2 separate regions of the Homo sapiens genome follow, and region 1 is linked to region 2. Evidence: chromatin loops called from intact Hi-C (ENCODE). Cell type or tissue: heart left ventricle. All regions are shown on one strand.

Region 1 (8,000 bases), 200 kb before region 2:
AGGTCAATAGTATAAGATGGCTTACGGTCTTTTGTTCCTATAACTTGATTTCCAGACCAAATTCCAATGTGGTGCGAGGCCACATAAGCCTCCATAATTCTAGATGTTCAGGACCAATGACAGGACTTATTATCTTTGGTCTTGTAGCAGAGATTCCTTTTTCTGCCCATTCCCAAGGGTAGGGAGATTCTAACCTTTTGTACTTATTTTTATCTAAACCTTCTCTGAAGTCACTGTTCACAGCCGGACTCACATGTGCACTGGAACAAGATTGAGTTTGTCCTGTGCAACTGCGGTAGAATTGACCTCGAGATGCCCAATCTATAATAGTTCTGAATTCATTGTTTTGTAGTATCACCGCACTATCAGCCACACATTCTTCCCAAACTAAAACTTCTGGGCTTTTTGATCCTTTGGGAATTTCCTTGGGCCAAGGCTTCCCCTTAGACTTAGATTATAATGATCTTTAATAAGAAGGGTCCTGTAAATAATTTACCTGTGGCCTGAGTGACATTCCACTCACCATGTGATAAGTAAATCTACTGGTGGTACTGACAGTAGGTACTTCTACCAACCAATTTTGGGTTTCAGGCATTAAGCATCCTTGTGCCCTCCCTAGGCAAATAGGAGTATAACGATACTCAATTGAAATATTCATCATCATTCCTTCTTCCTCGAGTTGGGCAGGGCAACGATCCTCTATGGGGCCAGGTACCCATGCACTATTATTAACATATACTTCAATAGGATTATCCATCCATGTGACTGCCCGAATTAAGGGTGGGAAAGGCACATAGGCCCAGTAGGTATAATTAGCTGCAGCTGCTCCTGCAGACATGGGGTGACTTACCACTGTTGATACAATCATCAAAGCTGCAAGCAGCATACTCTCTGGAGTTTGTGTCACCCTTGTGTTCTCTAGGCTTTTTTCAGAGAACTGTGTCAGCTTTTTCTTTTTTTTTTTGTTTTTTTTTTTTTGTTTTTTTTTTTAATTTTTATTGATCATTCTTGGGTGTTTCTCACAGAGGGGGATTTGGCAGGGTCATAGGACAATAGTGGAGGGAAGGTCAGCAGATAAACAAGTGAACAAAGGTCTCTGGTTCTCCTAGGCAGCGGCCTTCCGCAGTGTTTGTGTCCCTGGGTACTTGAGATTAGGGAGTGGTGATGATTCTTAACGAGCATGCTGCCTTCAAGCATCTGTTTAACAAAGCACATCTTGCACCACCCTTAATCCATTTAACCATGAGTGGACGCAGCACATGTTTCAGAGAGCACAGGGTTGGGGGTAAGGTCACAGATCAACAGGATCCCAAGGCAGAATAATTTTTCTTAGTACAGAACAAAATGAAAAGTCTCCCATGTCTACCTCTTTCTACACAGACACCGCAACCATCCGATTTCTCAATCTTTTCCCCACCCTTCCCCCCTTTCTATTGCACAAAGCCGCCATTGTCATCCCGGCCCGCTCTCAATGAGCTGTTGGGCACACCTCTCAGACGGGGTGGTGGCCAGGCAGAGGGGCTCCCCACCTCCCAGCAGGGGCGGCCGGGCAGAGGCGTCCCTCACCTCCCGGACGGGGCGGCTGGCCGGGCAGGGGGCTGACCCCCTCACCTCCCTCCCGGACGGGGCGGCTGGCCGGGCAGAGGGGCTCCTCACTTCCCAGTAGGGGCGGCCGGGCAGAGGTGCCCCTCACCACCCGGACGGGGCAGCTGGCCGTGCGGGGGGCTGACCCCCCCACCTCCCTCCCGGACGGGGCGGCTGGCCGGGCGGGGGACTGACCCCCCCACCTCCCTCCCGGATGGGGCGGCTGGCCGGGCAGAGGGGCTCCTCACTTCCCAGTTGGGGCAGCCAGGCAGAGGCACCCCTCACCTCCCGGATGGGGCGACTGGCCGGGCGGGGGGCCGACCCCCCCACCTCCCTCCTGGACGGGGCGGCTGGCCTGGCGGGGGCTGACCCCCACCTCCCTCCCGGAGGGCCCCCCACCTCCCTCCCGGACGGGGCAGCTGCCGGGCGGAGGCGCTCCTCACTTCCCAGAAGGGGCGCCTGCCGGGTGGAGGGGCTCCTCACTTCTCAGATGGGGCACCTGCCGGGCGGAGGGGCTCCTCACTTCTCAGACGGGGCAGCCGGGCAGAGACGCTCCTCACCTCCCAGATGGGGTGGCGGCCGGGCAGAGGTGCTCCTCACATCCCAGACGGGGCAGCGGGGCAGAGACGCTCCCCACATCTCAGACGATGGGCGGCCGGGCAGAGACGCTCCTCACTTCCTAGATGGGATGGCGGCCGGGAAGAGGCGCTCCTCACTTCCCAGACTGGGCAGCCGGGCAGAGGGGCTCCTCACATCCCAGACGATGGACGGCCAGGCAGAGACGCTCCTCACTTCCCAGACGGGGTGGCGGCCGGGCAGAGGCTGCAATCTCCGCACTTTGGGAGGCTAAGGCAGGCGGCTGGGAGGTGGAGGTTGTAGCTAGCCGAGATCACGCCACTGCACTCCAGCCTGGGCAACATTGAGCACTGAGTGAACGAGACTCCGTCTGCAATCCCGGCACCTCGGGAGGCTGAGGCTAGCAGATCACTCGCGGTTAGGAGCTGGAGACCAGCCCGGCCAACCCAGCGAAACCCCGTCTCCACCAAAAAAATACGAAAACCAGTTAGGCGTGGCGGCGCGTGCCTGCAATCCCAGGCACTCAGCAGGCTGAGGCAGGAGAATCAGGCAGGGAGGTTGCAGTGAGCCGAGATGGCAGCAGTACAGTCCAGCTTCGGCTCGGCATCAGAGGGAGACCGTGGAAAGACAGGGAGAAGGAGACCGTGGGGAGAGGGAGATGGAGACAGAGATGGAGAGGGAGGGGGAGAGGGAGAGGGAAAGGGAGAGTTCTTTTTTGTTTAACCAATTGAGTTTTGAGTGTTCTATTAGTTCTTTCAACTATGGCCTATCCTTGGGAATTATAGGGAATTCCTGTTGTATGTGTAATTTTCCACTGATTTAAGAATTTTTGGAATGTTTTACTACAGTATCCTGGCCCATTGTCAGTTTTAATTTTTTCCAGAACTCCCATGAGAGCAAAACAATATAATAAATGTCTTTTAACATGGGAAGTACTTTCTCCTGTCTCGCAAGTTGCCCATACGAAATGTGAATAAGTATCAACTGTCACATGGACAAATGATAATTTTCCAAATGAAGATACATGTGTGACATCCGTTTGCCATAACGCATTAGGACATAGACCTCTGGGATTAACTCCCGCCTCTTGAGTGGGCAGGTGTAGGACTTGACTCTGGGTGCAATGTTGTACAATATTTTTTGCCTGTTTCCATGAGATATCAAATTTATTTTTAATCCTGCTGCATTTACATGAGTCAAAGCATGAAGTTCTTGTGCTTTTATGAATGCAGATGATACCAGTAAGTCAGCTTGTTCATTTGCTTTAGTTAAAGACCCTGGTAAATTAGTGTGTGCTTCAATGTGAGTAATACAAAATGGGAAATTTCTTTTTCTCACAGTTTGTTGTAATAAGTTGAACAGCTGGTTTAACTGATCATCAATACTATATTTGATTAGGGCTGTCTCAACATCCCTTGTAGCCTGTACTACATATGCAGAATCTGATACAATATTAATAGGCTGATTAAAATCTTGTAACACTGTAATGACTGTAACCAACTCTGCTCTTTGAGCCCAGTGATATTGAGTTTCGATGACTTGTTCTTTTGGCCCAATGTAAGCTGCTTTTTCATTGCTGGAACCATTAGTAAACACCGTCAGAGCATTTTCTAAAGGTTCATGTCTGGTAATTTTAGGTAAAATCCAAGTAGTCAATTTTAAAAACTGGAAGGTTTTTGTTTTTGGGTAATGATTGTCAATAATTCCCACAAAATCAGCAAGACCAGTCTGCCATGTACAAGAATTGATAAAGGCTTGTCTAACCTGTTCCTTGTTTAAAGGAACAATGATTTTGTCTGGGTCACTTCCACACAATTTTATTATTCATAACCTTGCCTGACCAATTAATGTAGCTATTTGATGCAATGTAAAAGTCTTAATTGTACTGTGAGGAAGGAATGACCACTCCACAAGATCAGTATTTTGAACAATGATGCCTGTCAGAGAATGTGCAGTAGCAAAAATCAAAAGTTGGAGTGGGACCAAGGGATCTATTCTATTTACTTGTGCTGACCAAATTTTTTCTTCAACTAATTCAATTTCTTTTGCTGCCTCTGGGGTCAATATTCTTTTACTATTTAAGTCCGGGTCCCCTCTTAAGATAGAGAACAAATTTGACATGGCATAAGTAGGAATGCCTAAAATTGGCCAAATCCAATTAATATCTCCTAGCAATTTTTGAAAGTCATTTAATGTTTTTAATGTGTCTTTTCTTATTTCTATTTTTTGTGGTTTAATTTTTCTATTTTTTACCTGCATCTATGTTAACTGGGATTGGCGGCCCTATTTTTGCGGATCTGTTGTTGTACCCCATCAATCCACCAGGTCTTAAATTGTAAAAATTGAGAAGGTGAGAGTGATGATTTGGCCAAAATTTCCCAGTCATAAGGAATAAGTCTATTTCCATGAGCAATGGAATCTAATAATGTTCTCATATAAGGAGAATTGGGTCCATACTGTTTTACTCCCTCTTTCATGTCTTTTAGCATTTTTATAGAAAAGGACTCATATCTGGCATCAGCTTGGGGAGGGCCCTTCTCCAGGTAGTATGGGCTCTAATATTACTTGAAATTAAAACGCCTCAGTATCTCTCCTTGTTTTCTTGCCTTCTCAATAATTTCATGTAATGCACCATCCTGTCCACTAGGTGGTGGTGTAGGATTAAGTCTCATAGTGGGCAGCTGAGGCTATATCGCCGTGCGTGCCCTGTGGTGCTGGAAACGTTCCTGGCTGTCCATACTGATTTTCTGGGGGGCGGCTGATACTGAAGTTCGGCTGGCGGTCAGTATTGATAGGGTACTGGCGGTTGGGTCTTACTTTCTACCAGCTGATATTGTGAATACTGTATCTGGATTGGCATTGCTGTGATAGAGACTATCCTTTTCTATCTGATATTCTCTTGGGGTTTGTACTTGTCTAACCTGCATTTGAGGTTGTAATGTTACGGGCATCTGAACTGTGGGAGGAGGAGTTGGCCATCGTGGGTTAGACTCTGATGGCCCCAATAGTTCTAGACCTTTTCCCCCCAATTTTGATGGTTCATAATATATTACCTCCTGTAATTGGTTGTAGTCAACATTTTCCGTTGACTGAGCCATTACACTCTTCTACCCTTTTTTTCTTTTTTTTTTTTTCGAGACGGAGTCTCGCTCTGTTGCCCAGGCTGGAGTGCAGTGGTGCCATCTCGGCTCACTGCAAGCTCCGCCTCCCAGGTTCACGCCATTCTCCTGCCTCAGCCTCCCGAGTAGCTGGGACTACAGACACCTGCCACGACGCCTGGCTAAGTTTTTGTATTTTTTTAGTAAAGACAGGGTTTCACTGTGTTAGCCAGGACGGTCTCGATCTCCTGACCTTGTGATCCATCCGCCTCGGCCTCCCACAGTGCTGGGATTACAGGTGTGAGCCACTGCGCCCAGCCAGACTCATCTACCTTTTTATACTGTGAACCTTGCGTTACTTTCTTGAATTCTGTCCCTGCCTCTTCCTCACAATCTATTACACAGCTTTCAGGGGCATCAGAAACTGAAACGCTATCTTCTTCTGTTTGAAATGATTCTAAACCTATTTTAATAATGGCCCAATCATTCCATACTGTAAGTGGGATGATTTTATCCTCCCTATTTGCTTGTTTTAATTCTTTGCCAATTTTTTCCCAGTCTTTTAGATCTAACGTTCCCTATTCTGGAAACCATAGGCAGAATTGTTCTATTGTTTGAAATAGCATGATTAGATTTCTGTGGAGGCTCTAACTCCCCCTCTTCTTAAAATAACTTTAATAAAGCTGAGATAAGAGGCATATTTGCTTTCAGTTTGACCCATTCTTACCCTGGGTTTCTCTGAGTGCACAAGCTTACCACAAGGCTGATCATGGAAGTCTTCGGGAATCTCTCGTCGATTTGTCTTCAATGATCACACTCTAGCGTATCTTCACCGTAGAGAAAGGAACCCACATTGGGCACCAGATGAAGAGGGCCTGCCCCTGCACACCTGTGGGTATTTCTCGCAAGGTGGAGACGAGAGACTGAGAAAAGGAAATAAGACATAGAGACAAAGTATAGCGGAAGAAAAATGGGCCCAGGGACCGGCGCTCAGCAAGTGAGGACCTGCACCAGCGCTGGTCTCTGAGTTCCCTCAGTATTTATTGATCACTATCTTTACTATCTCAGCAAGGGGAATGTGGCGGGGCTATAGGGTGAAGGTGGGGAGAGGATCAGCAGAAGACCATGTGAGCAAAGACTCTGTGTCATGAATAAGTTTAAGAAAAGGTGCTGTGCCTGGATGTGCACAATCGCTAGATTTATGTTTAAGCTTACATAAACACCTCAGTGCAGTAAAGAGTAACAGAGCAGTATTGCCGCCATGATGTCTCATCTCCAGCCATAAGGAGGTTTTCTCCTATCTCAGTAAATAGAATGTATGGTCGGGTTTTACACCGAGACATTCCATTCCCAGGGACGTGCAGGAGACAGATGCCACACTCTTATCTCTACCGCATAGAGGCCTTCCTATTTCACTAATCTCCTTAGCACAGACCCTTTACGGGTGTCGGGCTGGGGGGCTGTAAGGTCTTTCCCTCCCCACGAGGCCATATCTCAGGCTGTCTCAGTCCGGGGAAACCTGGACAATACCCAGGCTTTCTTGGGCAGGGGTCCCTGCGGCCTTCCACAGTGCATTGTGTCCCTGATTAATAGAGAATGGAGAATGGCGATGACTTTCACAAAGCATACTGCCTGCAAACACATTTTTTTTTTTTTTTGAGAAGGAGTGTTGCGCTGTCGCCCAGGCTGGAGTGCAGTGGCACGATCTCGGCTCACTGCAAGCTCTGCCTCCTGGGTTCATGCCATTCTCCTGCCTCAGCCTCCCGAGTAGCTGGGACTACAGGCGCCTACCACCACGCCCAGCTAATTTGTTGTATTTTTAGTAGAGACGGGATTTCACCGTGTTAGCCAGGATGGTCTTGATCTCCAGACCTCGTGATCTGCCCGCCTCAGCCTCCCAAAGTGCTGGGATTACAGGTGTGATTTTTTTTTTTTTTTTTTTTTTGAGACGGAGTCTTGCTCTGTCACCCAGGCTGGAGTGCAGTGGCTCAATCTCGGCTAACTGCAAGCTCCGCCTCCCAGGTTCATGCCATTCTCCTGCCTCAGCCTCCCGAGTAGCTGGGACTACAGGGGCCCGCCACCACGCCTGGCTAATCTTTTGTATTTTTAGTACAGACAGGGTTTCACCATATTAGCCAAGATGATCTCGATCTCCTGACCTCATGATCTGCCCGCCTCGGCCTCCCAAAGTGCTGGGATTACAGGCATGAGCCACTGCGCCTGGCTGCAAAAACATTTTTAACAAAGCACATCCTGCACAGCCCTAAATCCCTTAAAACTTGAGTCAATACAGCACATGTTTTTGTGAGCACAGGGTTGGGACAAGAGTTACAGATTAACAGCATCTCAAAGCAGAACAATTTTTCTTAGTACAGATCAAAATGGAGTTTCTTTTGTCTTACTTTTTCTAGATAGACACAGTAACAGTCTGATCGCTCTTTCTTTTCCCTATACATTTTGAGTTGATTTTTTGCGTATGGTGAGAGACAGGAGTTTAGTTTCATTCTTCTGGATATGGATATCCAGTTTTCCCAACAACATTTTTCCCCAATGTATGTGCTTGGTACCTTTGTCAAAAATCAATTGGCTGTACGTGGATTTATTTCTGGGTTCTCTTTTTGTTCCCTTGGTCTGTGTTTTTATATCAATACCATGCTGTTTTGGTTATTAGAGCCTTGCAGTATATTTTAAATTCAGGTGGTGTGATGCCTCTAGCTTTGTTCTTTTTGCTTAGGATTGCTT
Region 2 (8,000 bases):
ACTATGTATTGATTTAAAGTGAAATGTTAAGTAAATTAACAGTGGTGATACAAACATGGCAAATGTGAAGCTGTCTCCCAAATGCCTGAGGTCTAGGAAACGCTGACTTTAAAATAAATAAAATTAGGCTGGGCATGGTAGCTCACGCCTGTAATCCCAGAAGTTTGGGAGGCTGAGGCAAGCAGATCACTTGAGGTCAGGAGTTCAAGACCAGCCTGGCCAACATGGTGAAACCCCGTCTCTACTAAAATACGAAAATTAGCCAGGCATGGTGGTGTGCACCTGTAATCCCAGCTACTTGGGAAGCTGAGTCAGGAGAATTGATTGAACCTGGGAGGCGGGGTTTGCAGTGAGCCGAGTTCTACAGCGGGGGTTGCAGTGTGCCACTGCACTCCAGCCTGGGCAACAGAGCAAGACTATGTCTCAAATAAATAAATAAAGTAAAATAAAATACATAAAATTATTACTGGTTATTTTTTTAATTTCTTTTTTTTTATTCATGATCCTGCTCGTTCTATAAGGTGGTTATTTCTTAGGGTAATTTTTTTTCTTGAAGAACCCGTCTCGAATTCTCTAATAAAAAAACAGTGAGAAAATGGGAACTCAAATCTGAGACAGGGTTTGTGAGCCACCTTTTTAAAATGCACCCAAGTGTAATAAACACTTCTCACAAAGTCATTGTCCAAAAGGACAGCCCTTGAGTAATGGGAGGCACGGTTGAAAGAGTCACCCCGTGGTGGCTGATCTGAGAGGAATGAGCTGGACTCCAGTTAAGGCAGTTGTCCTCAAGCCTGGCAGGGCATAGTCACAGCTTTAAAAAAAGAAAAAAAAAAGCCCAGGCCCCACCCCAGGTCAATCACATCGGCATCTCTGAGGGCAGGATCTGGCACCTGTGTGCTTTGAAAGCTCCCAGGTGATTCCATGCCTGTCTGTCCTCTTGTTCCTCCTTGGTACAGAGGAGAGGGTATGGCTTTTGGGACAATACAGACCTGGGTTCAAATCTTTCCACTTGCATGCTGTGTGATCTTGAACTATTTATTTGACTGAATTTCCCAAATGCACGCAGCTCATCTGTACAATAAGAATCGTCATACCCGCGCCCCCCCCACCCCCACGGCTTAGGGTAGCTGTGACAATTCAATGACACAAGATTTGTCATGTGCCAACAAACAACATGCCAAACAACAGGGGTTCGGTACACTCTCATCCCCTCCTTTCCTCAGTGACACTCCCGCCACCCAGACGCTGGCACAGAATGAGTGTCTGGTAGTAGGACTTCAGCTCCCTTGAGGGATCAGAGGGTGAAGGTCTGAGCTGATTATTTTGGGGGATTAACAATACCTATGAATCAAATCCTTAATTCATTGTTTTCTATTTTTAATTAATATTTAATTATGTCAGTAAAATGGAACCATTCTTTAAAAAAAAATTATGAACGGAGCACAAGTTTTCTTTGCCCACCTTCTGCAATCCTGGTCCATGGCCCCTTTCCAAATATTGAACTTGGCAAGTGCCTTCCAGATCTTTCAAAAATATATTCACGCATTTTATAGGAACCCATAGAAAATATATAATATTATTTTGTATATTTTAGTAAATAAGTGGATTTTTTACCATATATATCATTATGCAGCTTTTCTTTATGCAACAGTGTATTTGCAAGACTTACTCATGTTGTTACATATGCCTGAGTTCATTCCTTTTAGCTCCTTGATAATGTTCTATCGTAAGAATTACCATAATTTATGTAATTATTTTCCTCTTGATAGACAGATTCTTTCCAACTTCTTACCATCACAATCACAGCTCCCGAGGACATCCTTGTATTTACCTCCACGTACTCATCTGTATTTTTAACCTTTAAAATTACTTTTTATTCGCTCTACAGTGGAATCAGCACTGGATTGGGGGTCCATGCACTTTGACCTGGTTGCCTGGCTCCTCTGAATCCTAGGCTCTCCCCTTGGCACAGATCTTTGCTCCTTTTCCACCACGATTCTCTTACCTTAACCACTGCAACTGCCTTGTCACTGAGCTCCCCATCTCTGGCCAGGTCTCTGGTTCCTCCCAATCCTCACCTAACATCAACCACCATGTCATTCTGCTTAAAATCCTCCATTGGCTGTAGAGCCTGGCTCCAGTGAGGGCAAAACCTGCCTGGGTGAAGCACAGAGGCCCAGGGCTGGGGAGCAGGGGGTCAGAGGGCAGGCAACGGCATTGAGAAGGGCCACAGGGGACAGCACAAAATCAACCTGCCTGGAGAACTCCCTGCTGACCACTCAAATACCCAACCCCATGAAGCCTACTGGGGCATAGCTGCCACTCCCACCTCCTGAACTTGCCTGGGACTGTGTCCTGCTACTATTTCACACTCTGCACCCTGACTTTTAGCATGTTATCTTCCTGCCGGACTCCCCTTGGGCCTGTGAACTCCTCAGAGGCCAGGAGTGTGTCTCTGAATCCTCAGCGGCCAATACAGGGATTGGCTTAAATAGCAGGTGCGACTCCATGTTTGTTGAACAATGGCATGAGCTTCCGCTTGAAGCTTGGTGGGCAGAGCAGCCCTGACAGGTGGTCAGCAGCAGGAGACCCCATGTAGGTGTCAACTGGGGATCCTGAAGTTGGCCAAGTATAGTTTGCAGCATCCAAAATGGCAGGGGGGTGCCAGACTGGTCCTAGCTGGGCTGGAGTCTCAGTTACCTATTGCTATTTAATACGCTACTCCACTCCAAATCTCAGTGGCTTAAAATGATGATGTTTATTGTATTAGTCACGGTTCTCTAGAGGGTCAGAACAAATAGGATATATATATGTATATATATATATATATAAAGGAGAGTTTATTAAGTATTAACTCACATAATCACAAGGTCCCACGATAGGCCGTCTGTAAGCTGAGGAGCAGAGAGCCAGTCTGAGTCCCAAAACTGAAGAACTTGGATGCTCAAGGGCAGGAAGCATCCAGCAGAGGAGAAAGATGTAGGCTGGGACGCTAGGCCCATCTCACCTTTTCACTTTTTTCTGCCTGCTTTATATTCTAGCCATGCTGGCAGCTGATTAGATGCTATCCACCCAGATTGAGGGTGGGTCTGCCTTTTCCAGCCCACTGACTCAAATGTTAATCTCCTTTGGTAACACCCTCACAGGCACACCCAGGATCAATACTTTGTATCCTTCAATCCAATCAAGTTGACACTCAGTATTAACCATTACAGTCCACCCTCCCTCCCTCCCTTCCTTCCTTCCTTCCTTTCTTTTTGGGACAGAGTTTCACTCTTGTTGCCCAGGCTGGAGGGCAATGGCTCAATCTCAGCTCACCGCAACCTCCGCCTCCCAGGTTCAAGCAATTCTCCTGCTTCAGGCTCCCAAGTAGCTGGGAGGCATGCGCCACCACACCTGGCTAATTTTGTATTTTTAGTAGAGACTGGGTTTCTCGGTGTTGGTCTGGCTGGTCTCAACCTCTCGACCTCAGGTTATCCACCTGAGCCTCCCAAAGTGCTGGGATTACAGGTGTGAGCCACCGGGCCTGGCCTTCATTACAGTTATTTCTTATGGTTCTAAGGGATGTCCAGACGCAGACGGGAAGTTCTGCTCCACAAGGTATTTTTGGGGATCACTCCCACATTCAGCTGGAGCTGGAACATTCAAGACACACATAGAAAGGTTCTGGCCCCTTCCCTATCCAGGGGCTCATCCCTGAACCTCAGCCTTAAATGGCTCCTCCCATTGCCCTGCCTCTGTGTTCCTTCCTCTATCCTGTCTTTGTGGCAGCCTTGGTTGTCAAGGAGTAGTTGGACCGGCTGGGCCCTGGCTGGGCCTGTCTCCAGAAGGTTAGTTGGATTTCTTTCTCAGTGGCTCAGGGCTCCAAGAGAACAGAAGCTGCTAGGCCTCTTACAAGCCAGGCATGGAACCGGCACAAGTGAAAGCAGGTCACAAGGCCAGCCCAAATTCTAGGGAGGAGAAATAGTGCCACCTCTTGACAGGAGCCTGCGTGTCCAGGGACAGGAGGCGTTGTTGGCGGCCATCTTTGGAGGCATCTCCCTCAGCTGGGAAAGGAAGCCTGAACCCTTGTTTTCCAGGTGCCAGCCTTTATCATCACCTTTATCTAGGTCTTAGGTGGGGTATTGGTAGGAGGAGGACAGGTGGTTGGTAATCCTGTGGGAGTGGCTCAGCATTTGTAGGGAAAAATCCAGAGTTGTTAAGAATTGCCTAGGCCAATTGCAGTGGCTAACAACTGTAATCCTAGCACTTTGGGAGGCCGAGGTGGGCGGATCACTTGAAGTCAGGAGTTTGAGACAAGCCTGGCCAACACGGTGAAACCCCATCTCTACTATAAATACAAAAAAAAAAAAAAAAAAAAAATTAGCTGGGCGTGGTGGTGGGTGCCTGTAATCCCAGCTACTCGATTCTCTAGCTGATGCAGGAGAATCACTTGAACCCGGGAGGTGGAGGTTGCAGTGAGCCGAGGTTGCAGTGAGCCAAGGTTGCACCACTGCACTCCAGCCTGGGCTACAGAATGAGACTCCAATCTCAAAAAAAAACAAAAAAGAATTGCCAAGGCCATCAAAAAGAGGAGGTAGATGAAGGGAACATAGAGGCAGGACAACGGTAGGAGGGGTCAAGGCTGGGGTTCAGGGCTAAACCTCTGGCTGGAGCAGGGGCCAGAATCCTCCTGCCTGTGTCGAAGATGGCCATCATGTCAGGCTGAACAACCATAACCTGATTTCAGCAAGAAGAGGTGAGAAGAAGCATCCAGAAGTTGCCCACCACTCTAATATGTCAAAGAGACCACAGGTCTCACCCCTCCCCACCCACCTGGGCTGGCACTGAACCCCTCACCTACTGGAATCATTTCTAAGCCCACCCCATCCCCATGCCCAGTTACGGACCAGACAGTTTCCTTGGTTTTTTTTTTTTTTTTTGAGACAGAGTTTTGCTCTTGTTGTCCAGGCTTGGGTGCAATGGCAGGATCTCGGCTCACCATAACCTCTGCCTCCCGAGTTCAAGCGATTCTCCTGCCTCAGCCTCCCAAAGTAGCTGGGATTATAGGCATGCACCACCACACCCAGCTGATTTTGAATTTTTAGTAGAGATGGGGTTTCTCCATGTTGGTCAGGCTGGTGTTAAACTCCCAACCTCAGGTAATCCACCCGCCTCGGCCTCCCAAAGTGCTAGGACTATAGGCGTGAGCCACCGCGCCCAGCCCAGTTTCCTTGTATTTCAATTGCCCCCAGTAATAGACTAAGAATATCTGTCCAGTCTCTCCTCCTAATAAATATTTGAACAGCGGTTTGTTAATTTTTCTTACCCTTCATGATGGAGATTAATTGCTATTTTACATTACATGCAACTTCTATTAGTTTGGGATTTGCTTCCTCAGTGATACCACAAACATTGGGCTTGAATAACACATTTTAACCTAGACAAGCTCATTAAATTCTTGAAGGTGCGTGGACAGAAAGGGGGGAGAACTGGCCCTAGTTTTGCAGTTTTGAGGGCATCAATTTAAATCCATCAGGCAAGTGCCAAACAGGTTTGGGGTTGGGACATGCTCGATGAGGAAGGATGGAGGTTACTGGAAGGACAGTCCTGTTCAGTCCTGCTGCATCTCAGGCCACCAGAACCAGCCCTTCCCCAGAACCAGCCCTTCCCCAGAACCAGCCCTTCCCCAGAACCAGCCCTTCCCCAGAACCAGCCCCACCCCACCTGGCTTCACCCTCAAAGTGTCCAGAGCCTTGGTGCCAAAGAGTTCACCCTGACCCAAATAGGACTGTTGAATCCTATTTTTTAGGGTCCAATTTTACTCCTTGGACCTGACAGTCCTGCTGAGAGGGGTAAAGTTTTCTCACCTGTAAACAGGAGTGGTCATGCCCATTATCATGTTCACCATCATTATTGTCATAAATATCATGCTACCCCTAGACCCAAGGGTTGGACCCTGCTAACACCTGGGATGCACCCCCACTTGTGACTATAGCACCCTATATTATTAAGAACCCCTCTAGTCTTGAAGCCAGCCAACCCAACCACTCCCACTCCTCTCTGACTCGAGACCCTGCTGGCTCCATTGCTTCCTCTCTCCTGCCTACACAGATTATGATCGTACTCCACTTTTTTTTTTTTTTTTTTTTTTTTTTTTTTGAGGCAGTCTTGCTCTGTCACCCAGGCTGGAGTGCAGTGGCACGATCTCAGCTCATTGTAACCTCTGCCTCCCGGGTTCAAGTGATTCTCGTGCCTCAGCCTCCCGAGTAACTGGGATTACAGGCACCTGCCCCCAAGCCTGGCTAGTTTTTGTATTTTTACTAGAGACGGGGTTTCGCCATGTTGGTCAGGCTGCTCTCAAACTCCTCACCTCAGGTGATCTACCTGCCTCACCCTCCCAAAGTGCTGGGATTACAGGCATGAGCCACCGCGCCTGGGCCAATACTATTTTAAGACCAAAGAATCTAAGACGTTTCATAGAGTTATAGAATCAGGTGTCTGTAAGTTATTCTTAGCTTCCTGAAAGACTCCTAACTTCTAGATCAGGGGTGCCCAATCTTTTGGCTTCCCTGGGCCACATTGGAAGAAGAATAGTCTTGGGCCACATGTAAAATACACTAACGGTAGCTGAAGAGCTTATATAATTTATACATCACAAAAAAAGTCTCATAACATCTTAAGAAAGTTGGGCCACATTCAAAGCTGCCCTGGGGTGCTTGCAGCCCACAGGTTGGACAAAATTGTTCTAGATCTTAACCTCTGGTGTTAATCATTTGACGCCTTTCAATTATGCTGAGAATGAGAAAACATACTTGAAGTCATAACCAGAAGCAGCTACGGAAGAAGTTGGTATTTAACACTAGTCATTAGTGCAGACTCCCACAGGTACGGTTCTTTTCCCTGTGGGTCTTTACATCTTTTTTTCCTCCAGGGGCCTCAGTCAGGCTCATCACAATTAACCAGAAAGGTTGTGATCATGTTTTACCTCAAAAGAAAAGGGCATGTGGCCTCGATTCCTGACCTTCTGGGTAGCTCCTGGCCTGTATGCAGATTTGCTCAACTTTCACTCTACAAACCATGGATTTATTTTGGGGGGCATATTTACATAGCCACAGAATGTCTTGGGGCTACCTTTCCCCCAGAGCAAGAGGCATCAACTTGCCTGATAATTCCATATTTGAGGGAAGAATCTGGAAGAGTCCAAGAGAATTTGCTGCATCTAGATAGGGAAGAGGCTAAACTAGCTTAGGTTCCAGAACACCTAACACCCCACTTATGTAACTACTTGGAGAGCCACGGGGGAGAGGCACAGGGCAGTGCTCATAGGTACCAGAACTAGAGACTCAGGAACCCAGAAACCCTTTCCCTCTCTTGGAATCCACGTTTCCCTCTCTCCCCTCCCACGCCAGCTTCCTCTGCCCGTATCTCCACATCATGTCCACATGCCACCTAACTGTTTGGGTTCCCCCAGAAGCTGACCTTGAGACAGAGGTTCAAGGGCAAGTCATTTACTTGGGAGGTGATCCCAGGAAGTACCAGTAGGGGAGTGGCAAAGTGAGACAGAGAAAAGAAAGGCACATGATCAAGCCAGTTACCCCGTGGGCAATGGGAGCCCATTCCTGCCCGGGGATGCTGGAGACAGTGTAGATCATGGAAGCAGAGTTGCCCCACCCCAGGCAAGGGAGCTGGGTCTGTATCCCATCAGTCATTGGTGGAGGGCTGCTTCTGGCCATTAACCCTCTAGTAGGCTTTCCCTGCATGCAGGTGGACGTGCCCTCAGCAGAAAGCAGCCAGATAAAAGCCCTCAGGTGGGAGGTGGCAGGTGTTTGCGATTATACCTTCAGGGGGTAGAGCTGAGGGTCTTGCAGACATAGGCAGGGCACCAGCCATGGTGGCTCCCTTGCCCCAGCCCAGATGCTGTGTGAATTTTCATCTCAAGCCCTTTGTTATGGGCTGAATTGTGTCCCCTAAAATTCATATATTGAAGCCTTAATCCCCAGTACCTCCGTATCTGAAGA

What was found. Hi-C counts contacts between places; a loop is a spot of excess contacts. Peaks named below come from ENCODE experiments on the same cell type or tissue, not always from the same donor. Only the 100,000 strongest peaks of a DNase experiment are listed, where the experiment ranks them.
Region 1: a loop joins it to region 2, with 5 times the contacts of the local background. A loop is called at or near these places in 48 of 110 quality-filtered maps.

What each region holds. Positions count from the first base shown.
Region 1 is chr20:34,126,655-34,134,654 of GRCh38, reverse strand. No RefSeq gene overlaps it. Among named protein-coding and RNA genes, the nearest start is that of EIF2S2, 18 kb to the right of the region's middle. RefSeq lists an enhancer at 4,658-4,952. In heart left ventricle, a CTCF peak has its summit at 4,813 (motif pointing right); a DNase peak (open chromatin) is centred at 4,881.
Region 2 is chr20:33,929,591-33,937,590 of GRCh38, reverse strand. No RefSeq gene overlaps it. Among named protein-coding and RNA genes, the nearest start is that of RALY, 60 kb to the left of the region's middle. RefSeq lists an enhancer at 3,893-4,393. In heart left ventricle, a CTCF peak has its summit at 3,974 (motif pointing left); a DNase peak (open chromatin) is centred at 3,980; H3K27ac peaks cover 332 bases.